Linked DNA regions of Homo sapiens: all the other regions are linked to region 1. Evidence: chromatin contacts called from ENCODE Hi-C or POLR2A ChIA-PET data. All regions are on one chromosome and are shown on one strand. Each heading gives the region's core, a stretch centred on a gene start or an enhancer-like site at or near the end of the contact. The rest is flanking DNA. Distances are from core to core; before and after follow the strand shown.

Region 1 (3,659 bases), core at 634-3,133:
TGAGGAGCCCCAAAAGCTAGACACTGGACTAACGTAAACATGAGTAGGTTTTTAAGTATTTATCTTATGGCAGATATTTTTTAAAATCTACAATAATCCTAACAGGTAGGTACTATTTTTCTTCCCATTTAAAAACCTTATGCTTCCCCTAAGAGGATATGACACTTGCCCACAGCTAACAAGCATACATTTAAACCCAGATCCAACTGCATGGTTTTTAAGTCTATTACATCTTACAGCAAGGGTATAGCAGAGGCCATGAACTGATGGGCTTGTAAGTATGTGTATCTCACCTCCAGTATTGATCTTTGTAAAAAAACAGATGAACAAAAAAATATGGTTTGTGCTTTCTGAACTTTATAATTAAGACTACATACATATGGGAGTAAAATACTGGCAAGAAAGGAAACCGTAGAGCAAATACTTTGCAAATAAGAAATTGCCATTCCTTTGATTCTTTTTGATTCATATGAACTCCTGTTACAGAGACAATTGTTGTGGATACATTCCCTTTGACCTACGAAAATTAGATTTGAACAAAGGTTCAGATTGGATTTAGATTAAGTCCTGCTCAGTGAAAATTATGAAAACACTCTGACACTACAGTAACTGATATGAAATAATAAATCCTCACTTAACATTGTCAATAGCTTCTTAGAAACTGGTTTTCAGTGAAACAACGTACAATGAAACCGATTTTTGTTATCATCAATATTATAACGAAATGAAAACAACACTGAATGAAAATTTTTTTGTGGACCTGCTGTAAGTTGTTTGGCTTAAAGCCATGATTTCTAAGAACCTATCGTTAAGTGAGGACCTACTGTACTCTATAACCATGCTGCTATTCTTTATTCCTGATATCCCATTACTTTTTTTATTTTTGAGATGGAGCCTCGCTCTGTCACCCAGACTGGAGTGCAGTGGAACGATCTCAGCTCACTGCAGCCTTGACCTCCCAGGTTCAAGCGATTCTCCTGCCTCAGCCTCCCAACTAGCTGGGACTACAGGCGTCTGCCACCACTCCTAGCTAATTTTTGTATTTTTAGTAGAGATGGGGTTTCACCATGTTGGCCAGGCTGCTCCTGACCTCAGGTGATCTGCCCATGTCTGCCTCCCAAAATGCTGGGATTACAGGCGTGAGCCCCCGGCCGACCTTTCTAATCTAAAAAAAAAAAAAGAGATGAAGTCTCACTGTGTTCCCTAGGCTGGTCTCCTGGGCTCAAGCGATCCTCCCACCTTGGCCTCCCGAAGTGTTGGGATTACAGGCCCGAGCCAGCGGGCCCAGCATGCGGACCATTTCCAGTCAAATACTGGGATAAACTGCAATAAATGACCCTAAGAAGCAGGTGAATTGTCTCAGGAGCTCAAGCTTCTTTTGGAGAAGGACTCAACCAGCTGTGACTGGCTGTGAATATGGAGGAAAAGGGCCACTAGTCAAGGTATGTAGATAGCTTTTAGAAGTCAGAAGAAGCACGCCTGCAGTCCCAGCTACTCAGGAGGCTGAGGCCGGAGGATCGCTTGAGCCTGGGGAGATAGAGGTTGCAGAGAGCCGAGACCACGCCACTGCAGCCCAGCCTGGACAGAGGTGAGACGCTCGCGGACCTTAGCTTGGGGTTGGCGGCGTTAGGAAGAAACCGACCTCGAGACCCTGAAGACCTGACAACAGCCGTTACTCTGGCTGACAAGTCATTGGATTTCTGGCGCACGCGCGGCGCGGCACGGGCAGCTTCCGGTTTCCAGCCTTGCCCCCGCCCCTACCTTCCGCCCCACCTCCAGGCTAGTTCCTCCTCTTGGCCCCGCCCCCTGACCTTCCTTCTCCCTATCCCTAGGCCCCGCCCCCTGACCCGCACCTTCCCGCCGCCCCTCCCCGGTTCCATTTCATTGTTGGATTGTGGCGCTTCACTCCTGCTGGCGGCCGGCAGGGGGCGGAGTTCGAGCCTGGATTTTTTTCCTCGGGGCCTCCCCCGGGAGGCCGTCCCGGCGTGGGGGAGGGGAGGACGGGGCGGGAGGACGCGGTTCGGTCGGCTGCAGCGCTACTTTTGGTCCGGGGTCGGCAGGGAGGCCGCGGCTACCGCATCACAGCTGACGTGAGGACTACGTGGGGCCGCTGCCGGCTCCGGGTTGCTGGGCGGCGGCGCCGCTGCTGAGCGGCGGTCGGGCTCGCCGTCTCCACCTCCTCGCGTCCGTAATCAGTGACGAGGTCCGCTACGTAAATCCCTTTGCGGCGGGTAAGTGGTGCGTCGGCTCCGGCCCCGAGACCCAGCAGCGGGCGACGCGGCGCAGGAGGTGGAGGTGGAGGCAGGAGGCGGAGCGGAGCCGGGTGCGGTGGAGCAGCAGAGGCCGAGCGGAGCCGTGGGCGGCGGGCCGGGACCCCGGGGCCGGGCCAAGGACTGGCGGGGCAGCCGCGAGTTCACCTGACGCGGCCCCTCGCTCGGCGCCCCCGAGGCCGCCGGCTCGCCGCCCCACGCCCGCTTCGTGCGCTCAGCTGCCCCGGGACCCGCCTGCCTCCTCGCGAACTTGGGACGAGTTGGAAAATCCTCCCTGAGAGAGCCGTGCGGCTCAGGGGAGCGGTTTAACTCGGAAAAGGAAAAGGAATCCAGAAGTAAGGACCTCGGATTTGAGTGCCCCCAGCGCCTCTGCCCCACTTTACGAGCGCAGTTTAGACGAAAGCGGACGCAGCCCGTTTTCCCCCAAAACCTGGGCCGGAGGGCCTCGCAGCTGAGTCATTCGGTCCCGGGCGCGGGCAGTCTCCGGAGTGGGAAGGGCAGAGCCGCGACCGCTCTCGGAAGGCGCATTTTCCCTTCTGCCTGAGTCTTGCCTTTTTAGGGCCATCTGGTAAGGTTTCCAGAGCCTGTTGAATCTGGGGAATAAACACATTATTAAACATACTTTTTTTTTTTGAGACGGAGTCTTGCTGTTACCCAGGCTGGAATGCAGGGGCATGATCTCGGCTCACTGCAGCCTCTGCCTCCTGGGTTCAAGCGATTCTCTTGCCTCAGCCTCCCGAGTAGCTGGGATTACAGGCATGCGCCACCACGCCTGCTAATTTTTGTATTTTTAGTAGAGATGGGGTTTTACCATGTTGGTCAGGCTGGTCTCGAACTCCTGACCTTCCACCCACCTCGGCCTCCCAAAGTGCTGGGATTACAGGCGTGAGCCGCCGCGCCTGGCCTCAGCATGTTTCTTGATCCTGTTGCGTTTTATTTGTATATCAGATACCTGAGTTTGAAATCACTTAGGGGTTTCCTGCATGCTGCTCAGTGAAGCAGCGGTGAGTTTGTAATCACATTTTAAGAAATTGGGACTTACAGGGCCAGTCTCAAAGTGTCACTGAAATTGAAAGAGCTCCTTTAACACTGTGGCTTACGTACGTGACTCAGTTTCCTTTCTACTTAATTTGCCGGGCAGATGAGGGTGTACCTTTCCCTTGAAACAAAGATCTAGATTGAACAGTGAGAGGTCCGCTGTGAACATTGCATCAGATTACATGAATAAACCACGCTGTTTTTTATTTGTTGTTTTTTTGTTTTTTGCTTTGAGCGCCACGTTTTTTTCCTAGTCTTTTTTTTTTTTTTTTTGAGACGGGGTCTCGCTCTGTCGCCCAGGCTGGAGTGCAGTGGTCCGCTCTCAGCTCACTGCAAGCTCCGCCTCCTGGG
Region 2 (3,659 bases), core at 862-3,361, 4.7 Mb before region 1:
GCTTGTTGTCTGCGAGTTAAGGTCCTGCAAAAAGCCCCTGGCTTGTCACCTCAACTAACCTATCTCCTCCAGCAATTCTCTCAATACATCCTCGGGTTGTATTGTAATTCATTTTCCATAGCAGAAATGTGGAGGGCTCTAGAGAAGGTACAAGGCAAATTTTTTTTTTAAATTTTATTTTTGGTTGGCCGCGGTGGCTCACGCCTGTAATCCCAGCCCTTTGGGAGGCTGAGGCGGACGAATCACCTGATATCGGGAGTTTGAGACCAGCCTGACCAACATGGAGAAACCCCATCTCTACTAAAAATACAAAATTAGCCGGGCGTGGTGGCGCATGCCTGTAATCCCAGCTACTCGGGAGGCTGAGGCAGGAGAATCGCTTGAACCAGGGAGGCGGAGGTTGTGGTGAGCCCAGATCGCTCCATTGCACCCCAGCCTGGGCAACAAGAACGAAACTCAGTCTCAAAAATTTTTTTGTTTTATTTTATTTTTTAAATTTGAGACAAGGCCTCGCTCTGTCGCCCAGGCTGGAGTGCCATGGCGCAATCATAGCTCACGGCAGACTCGAACTGCTGGGCTCAAGGGATCCCCCTACCTCAGCTTCCGAGGAGCTAGGATGACACGCGTGAGCCACCATGCCTGGCTAATTTTTAGATTTTTTGTAGAGACGGGGTAGCTATGTTGCCCAGGCTGGTCTCCAACTCCTGACCTCAAGTGATCCTCCCGCCTCGGCCTCCAAAGCGCTGGGATTACAGGCGTGCGCAACCGCGCGGAGGCAATCTAGAAACTGCAGAGGGAGCACGGACCTGGGCACTGGGAAGAATAGGGCGTGGACTTGGAGTGTGACCGCGTTTGAATCTGGGTTGTGCCTGGGACACCCCACCTCCTGGGCCGTAGGTGGGGGGGGAGAGAGAGAGAGAGAGAGAGAGAGAGAGAGGATGTCGACCTTACATGGCTCCTAGCTCTCCGCGCTCTAGCCGAATGCCTGGTTCCTAGTGGGTGCTTGATACGTGGGAAATGTAGGGGGAGGGGGTGGCGGGGCATTGGGAATGTCCCGCAGAGTGGATTTCGGGAGAGTGGCGCTTTTCTCTAGAACTCTCTTCCGGTTACACCTGGAGTAAAAGCTTGACACTCTAGAAGGAAAACCCCAGATGAGCAGCTAGGACTGAGGGTTAGCGGTAGGCGGGAGCGGGGAGATAGTACAAGTACGCTTCCTAATGAGGCGGTGCCGCAAAATAACCAATTTTAATAAAGACTGCAGAGAAGAAAACCAGGTTCTGCTGGCGGAGTGCACAGGCTCCCAGCCGAGCGCCCAACAACCAGGTTCCGGGCCCACCCTGCCGCAGCCTCTTGGAAATCTCTAAGTTGGAATGTGTGCGTGCGCACCACGGGTCACTGCCCTCTTTGTGTGTGAATTTGAAGCGAAATCTGGGCGAGGCGGGGCCGTGCTACTAGCAATCGGACCCACAGTCGCGGTTCCAAGAAGCCCCGAAGCTTCCCCGGCTTCCCGCAGCACTGCTGGGAGGGCACACGGCGCCTCTGTCCCCACCCCAGAGCGTGGGGCGCGCGGAAAAAGGTCTGGTGACTGCCCTCCCCGCCGCCCCCCGGGAGCGTGCCCTCCCGCCGGACCCTGGGACTCCAGAGAAGCGCCGAGGGCGCGAGTACACTAAGATATACGACCTTCCCTGGGGACCGGGAAGGGCACAACCACCTCTTGCAACTCCGCCACTAAGACGCCTTGGGTCACCAGGCCCGGGGGAAAACTCGTCCCCGTCCCAGGCTCTCGATTCGGGCCGCAGCTCACGTCCCGCGCTCCTCCCTGCGCGCCGCTCTGCTCCTCCCTAGTCCCGCCTCCAGCTCCGCCCGGGCGCCCAGAGGGCAAATGAGGGGCGGCGGGGTGGCGGGTGGGGGGGAGACGCGGAATTTCCCAGCGCGGGGGCTCTGGCTTACCCTGCAACCGGGCAGTCTCTTTCTGTTTACGGAGAGAAAGGGGAAATGGAAAAGTCGGGGAGGCGGTGGCTGGCGTCCGCTGCGCCGCCCCTGGGCAGGCTCAGACGCCGTGAGTCAGGGGCAGAGCAGGGCGGTCTGAGCGTGCGGGCGACGCGGGTCTCACTCGTCCGCTCCGCTCTGGACTGCGCGCCACGCTCTGGGGTCCGGCGCCCTGGTTCCTGCTTCTGCCGCTGCCGCCGCCGGATCCCAGTGGCCCGGCGTGCTCGGCTCCCACAGGCCTGCAGCCAGCATCGCACCGAACCTTCGGGGGGCCGCGGCTGGAGCGCTCGGCCGGCGTGGGAGCGCCAAGGCCGCAGGTAATCCAGGGTTGGGGGTCTCCGGCGTGTCTTTCGGGTCGCGTCCCGCCTGGGTGCCCCGGGGATTCCCATGCAGAAATGGAGGGTGCCCCCAGCAGAGGGGAAAACTCTGGCGTGGGAAGAGGTGGGGGCGTGCCCACAGCTGCGCTCGCGGGTCGCCGGCTGCACCAGGCACAGCTGGAAAGCACCTTGCGCAAGGGTCTCACGGGGTGCAGACTCGCGACTCCTCCCCCTTCCTCCTCCTTCCCGTATCCGCAGCGCCAGGGCAGTGCTGGTCTGGGCAGTGCGCGGGGAAGCGGGGACCCGCTGTCACTGCGCCTCCCGCTGCCGACGCCGCCTGGACGGCCGCACTCTCCCTGCCCGAGACCCGGTGAGTGCAGCTCGGAGGCTGGAGGACCCGATCCTCCCAAATGCTGGGTGCTTTGATAATTTATAAGCCTTTTAGGCTCCCTTGACTTAGAGAACCAGGAGGAAAGGAGTGGGAGTGTGGGTTGGCGGAGCCCAGAGACTTGTGAATGGCTGGAACTAAATTCAAGTTTGTAACCCGGACTCTATCCCATGACTAAAGAGGTCATAGCAGAACACGAAGGCTGGGCTTTTGGTCTAAGAAAGAATACTAGGAGAAAAAAAAAGTTATTTTCACGGAAGTTGTTTTCGAGCGATAGTGCATGATCAGGACTCTGAAATTTTTCTAGCTCTGGGCGGAGAAGGACGCCTAGGGATTGTCTCCATAGTTAACAGGGGAAGGCCACCGGCTGCCTGTAAGAGAGAAACGTTGCGATGCTTGTCTATTTCACTTTTGGGAAGACAAGATTAAAGGCTGCTCTTGATAAAAAACAGGGACAGAAAGGCTCTTGCAGTTGCTTTACATACCTGTGGCCTGAGTCGTTTGTGCCAAGGAGAGTGTAATCCACTTCCAGCTGACGCCCCCAGCTCTCTGCGACGGATTGAGGTTTGTGTGCAGGACGTCTGGCATACGGCCCATGAGGACTTTGTCGTGTAAAGCAAATGGGAACGTTGAGGCATGTAGAGGTTTTGAAGCAGAGTGTCGGTCCTTCCTTCCATACGCCTGAAACGCATAATCCGGGGCTTTTTGAGAGCAAAAACATAGTCAGAAATGTGCCCTGAGGGAGAATGTACTATTTTGGCACACATATGTATATATGTATATATAATTTTTAAATTTTTTTTGAGAGGGGGTTTCACTCTTGTCGCCCAGGCTGGAGCGCAATGGCGCGATCTCGGCTCACTGCAACCTCCACCTCCCGGGTTCAAGCGATTCTCTTGCCTCAGCCTCCCGAGTAGCTGGGATTACAGGCGCCCGCCGCCACGCCCGGCTAATTTTTGTAGAGA
Region 3 (3,659 bases), core at 761-3,260, 3.8 Mb before region 1:
AAGTTTAAGAGTAGGTAAAATGTGTGATAGAGCTGGAAAGTTTTTTTTTCCTTTCTGGTCAGAAATCAGGGTAGCTGTAAAAATGTTGGTGGGGTGGGGTCAATTCCATAGTCTATGACCTGATTCGGTAGGCGACTGAAAAACATTGTACAACTCTTAAAAAAAGGGAGGAAGAACTCACACTTAACCAAGCAAAGCAAGGACACCGTGTTGACATACACAAGTTTCGGTTAACATGGTATCAAGGAAAGCGAGGACTGCCTGTACTTAAAATGATCATTAAGACTAATGATTCTAGTTTTGGCATTGAGGATGAATGCAGATATATAGACATAATGTATAGCAAAGAATATTTACAGTCACATTTCATGGACCAATAAATAACGCATTTACTTCTCAAAATGCCCAAGAAAATGTGGGAGAGAAAATGTTCATTTATATTCAAGATTAAACTTTCTAACTTTAAATCATCAGACTTCAGCTGTAAATTTATTTCAGTTGAAAGGTTTGAAGACATTATTAATGAATATTCTAAAATTCCGGAAGGTGTTTAAAAGATAATTTTAACCTAATAAAAAAATCCTGCCATAGAAGTGACAAAAATTATAAGCATAAATTTATTGAGCACCTACTATGTGTCATTGTGCTAGGTGATGTACTACGTTATTTCCAATACTCCGGTCACGTTTCAGTTTTCTCAATTTCTCTATCAATAACTGCTACATTGTTAATTTATAACTATATTACTTGAAATACAGCTCAGCTTATTTATTCCATAAAGTTGGTCCCAAAGACGTTTCCTTATTCGAAGGAGGTGGGAAGCAGGAAGGAAACCTAAATCTAAATTCTACTTAATACTGAAGACGACTTTCTTGATATTTGTGGTTATCTGTATGGTCTTTTCAGAAATCCCAAAACTTGTACCAAGTCAAGGATAAAATAAGATAAAATCAGCAATCTATCAGGTTCAGAGATCACATCTGTCAGCCGATGCTTCTTGCCTTAAGGTCCTGCACGGCGATGACCGCTCATTTAGGAAGGAATTCATGGCCTGTGGATACCTTAGCTCTGAGTCCTGCCACCTAGGATCCCACGGTTCTACGCGAGGAAGAGGGCGGGGAGCGCGGACCGGGTGTGGGAGGCCGAGGTGACAGCAGGTGAGGGCCGGGTGCGGATGGGGAAGTGAGACAAGCACCGTGTGGGTATTACTCATTCCGCTCTACTAAGGAGGCTGCTGGCAAGCGGAACTTCTAGCCTCTCTTTCAATCCAGCTGAAGTTCAATCTCATTGAAGTCACTTCCCATCCCGGTTCGCTTGGGGGGAAACCAGGCGTCCCTGGAAGGGAAGGGAAGGGAGTCCGGGCTGCGCGGGTCAGGTAGCCTCTCTCCGGTCGCCGCGTGTCCTCGCCGTCCCCAAACCTGCCCTTCCCCTCATCAAGGGAACTCCCCGGGGAGTCCAGACCGCGATCCCTTTCCTTGGCCCCGGGGTGCGGGGGGCGGACACGCGAGGCGTGGGACTGATGGTAGCCCTGCCTCCAGGAAGCAGGCAGGCGGGGACCTCTGGGCGCTCGGAGGGGCAGCTCCGAGGGCACAGGGTACAGGGAGAATCAGCCAGATCCCTCCCTGCCCCGGGCAGCCGCGGCGGGTGTGGCCAGCGCGGAGGCAGGACGCCGCCGAGCCTCCAACTTTACCTTTCCAACTCCGACAGCCCGTCGCCTTTCTGACCGCGTCCCTACGGTTTCCCGGCATCCGCCTCCCTCTCCCCACCACACCTGAGGAAAACTTTTCCCTCGCCCCTCAATTCAAATTCAGCAGTGCCCACGGTTGCCGCAAACCGCCCGGTCCCTAGCAACAAGGTTCCGGCCGTAGAGCGAGAGCCTCTAGGTGTAAGGAAGGTGATGTCGTAAAGCCGGGAGTGTCGTAAACCAGGTGCGGTGGGGAGGGGGGAGGGGTGGAGGCGGAGGGGTGGGGGGGAAGGGGGAGGGAGGGGGAGGAGGTGACTCGAGCATTTAGACACAAGCGAGAGGATCATGGCGGATGGCCCCAGGTGTAAGCGCAGAAAGCAGGCGAACCCGCGGCGCAATAACGGTGAGTGGCGGAGGGGACCGGGGAGCGGCGGAGTCAGGGGGAGCTGGGCAGCCGGGGCGCCCCCGGGGGTGAGGGGGGCGAGCCGGGCTGGGGGCAGCCGGGGCAGGGACGGCAAAGTGGAGTGGGAAAGTAGAAAGTAGTGCTCTCTGCCCCCCTCCGCTGCCGCCGCTGCCGGAGCCGCGCCGCGGCCGCTCGCTCTCCCTGAACCGTTATGTCTCTTACCTGGTCTCTCTCCGCCTAGCGGCTCCCGCCGCCCCTGCCGCCTCCCTGGACCGTTAGCCGGCGCCGACGCCGCCGCATCCCCGGCGCAGGGCGGGCGGCCGGGACGCACTGGCCACTTTTCTGGTCCCGGGTGGAGCGGCTGTTGCTTCTTTCCGCACTTTTCCCCACTCTTGTGCCCTTCGGCGCCTCCCTCTCCCCCTCCTCCTGGCCCCCTCAGCGCGATTCTCCCTCAGCGCCCAGGCCCCCGGGAGCCGCGGAACAAACTTGTGCCCGGCGCTGACCGTGCAAAGTGGCTTCCGCGCGCCGCGGCCCCGGCCGGCGCCGTCGCTGTCGCTCGGGCCCCGCGACTCGGGCCGGGCTGTGGGCGCGCGGCAGGCGGGCTGCGGCGGCGGCGGGACGGGGCGGCCGCGGGTTGCGTGGGGTTTGTGCGCGCGTGTGCGCGGGCGCCGGCTGTGCGCGCCGCGGGCGGACAGGGTTCGGCCGGCGGCGGTAAAGTTGGGACCCGCGGGCCGGGCGCGCTCGCGTAACGGGGATTAGAGGCGCGGGGGCGCGGGTCCCTAAGCGCCCCTCCTCCCTGGCGCCTCCCGCTGCCCGGCCCAGAGCCCCGGCCTGGGGACTCCGCGGCGAGCCCCGCGAGTGGGGTCCACGTTTGGCGGGGCGCGGCGGGGCGGCGCGGGGAACAAGGCAGGAAAGGTACCCACTTAACGCCGCCGGGAGCCGCGCGGATGGGGGCGAGCTGGGCGGCGGGTGTGTTTGCGGAGTTGTTACCTGGGCTTAGAGACCGGGAAGCACCACAGACAGATCCCCCTCCCGGGGCAGACGAGGTCTCTGCGCCGGGATGGGCCGGTGTGCGTGCGCCTCGCGCTTTTCTCTTTCGGTTTTTGGGGAAGTTGTTACCTGGGCCGGACGCACGGAGCGCTGAAGCCGGATAATGGGGCTTGGATGGCGCTCTGGGTCTCGGGTGGAAGGAGGGTGGGGGAGGGGGCGGACGGACCGACGGACGCGCGGGGCTGCTACTTGCACCGCAGCTGCAGTGTTTATTGATTTGTGCTGCTGTGCCAAGGGAAACACACACCCCTCTGCCTGGCGTGAGAGTTAAAAAAAAAGAGAGACAGCCCGAGGGATCGAGACCTGAACATGTGGTGGTGGTTGCACAGTCGCCTTTTCCAGTTTGGAGAGACGTTGTAAGTTGATTGTATTTCTGGTTATCTCGGGGCGATGCTATGCTTTCTCTCCCTCTCGTGCAGCAGCGAAATGTCTGCTGATTGTTATTGTCTGGACAGTTCCTGTGGCGAGAGGGGCGAGACTTGTCCGCCCGGGGGCGGCGGGAGCGCAGGGAGAGCAGCCCCC

What was found. Hi-C counts contacts between places; a loop is a spot of excess contacts on that map. ChIA-PET counts read pairs that join two places held with the same protein, here RNA polymerase II (POLR2A). Pooled maps may share reads with other maps.
Region 2: a pooled map shows a loop between it and region 1 (5-fold over the local background). The contact joins the promoter of MAP3K8 here to the promoter of CREM in region 1. A Hi-C loop is called at or near these places in 3 of 37 single-sample maps with no recorded cell type and 6 of 50 pooled maps.
Region 3: a map of naive thymus-derived CD4-positive, alpha-beta T cell shows a loop between it and region 1 (11-fold over the local background). The contact joins the promoter of ZEB1 here to the promoter of CREM in region 1. A Hi-C loop is called at or near these places in 1 of 168 maps with a recorded cell type or tissue (naive thymus-derived CD4-positive, alpha-beta T cell) and 8 of 50 pooled maps. POLR2A ChIA-PET finds 5 or more read pairs at or near these places in 1 of 52 experiments (activated naive CD4-positive, alpha-beta T cell).

Annotation. Positions count from the first base shown.
Region 1 is chr10:35,124,963-35,128,621 of GRCh38, forward strand. It overlaps CREM (cAMP responsive element modulator), which reads left to right and starts at 1,884. Exons shown (of 8, transcript NM_183011.2): 1 at 1,884-2,231. It also overlaps a transcript of CUL2 not described here. RefSeq lists silencers at 1,772-2,291, 2,352-2,491 and an enhancer at 2,852-2,921.
Region 2 is chr10:30,432,073-30,435,731 of GRCh38, forward strand. It overlaps MAP3K8 (mitogen-activated protein kinase kinase kinase 8), which reads left to right and starts at 2,112. Exons shown (of 9, transcript NM_005204.4): 1 at 2,112-2,306. RefSeq lists enhancers at 99-980, 1,652-1,791, 2,512-2,611, 2,902-2,951, 3,076-3,613 and 1 more and a silencer at 1,832-2,071.
Region 3 is chr10:31,317,206-31,320,864 of GRCh38, forward strand. ZEB1 (zinc finger E-box binding homeobox 1) reads left to right here and starts at 2,011. Exons shown (of 9, transcript NM_001174096.2): 1 at 2,011-2,087. The coding sequence starts at 2,030. ZEB1-AS1 (ZEB1 antisense RNA 1) reads right to left here and starts at 1,890. Exons shown (of 3, transcript NR_148979.1): 1 at 1,691-1,890. RefSeq lists silencers at 1,206-1,265, 2,006-2,455, 2,496-2,585.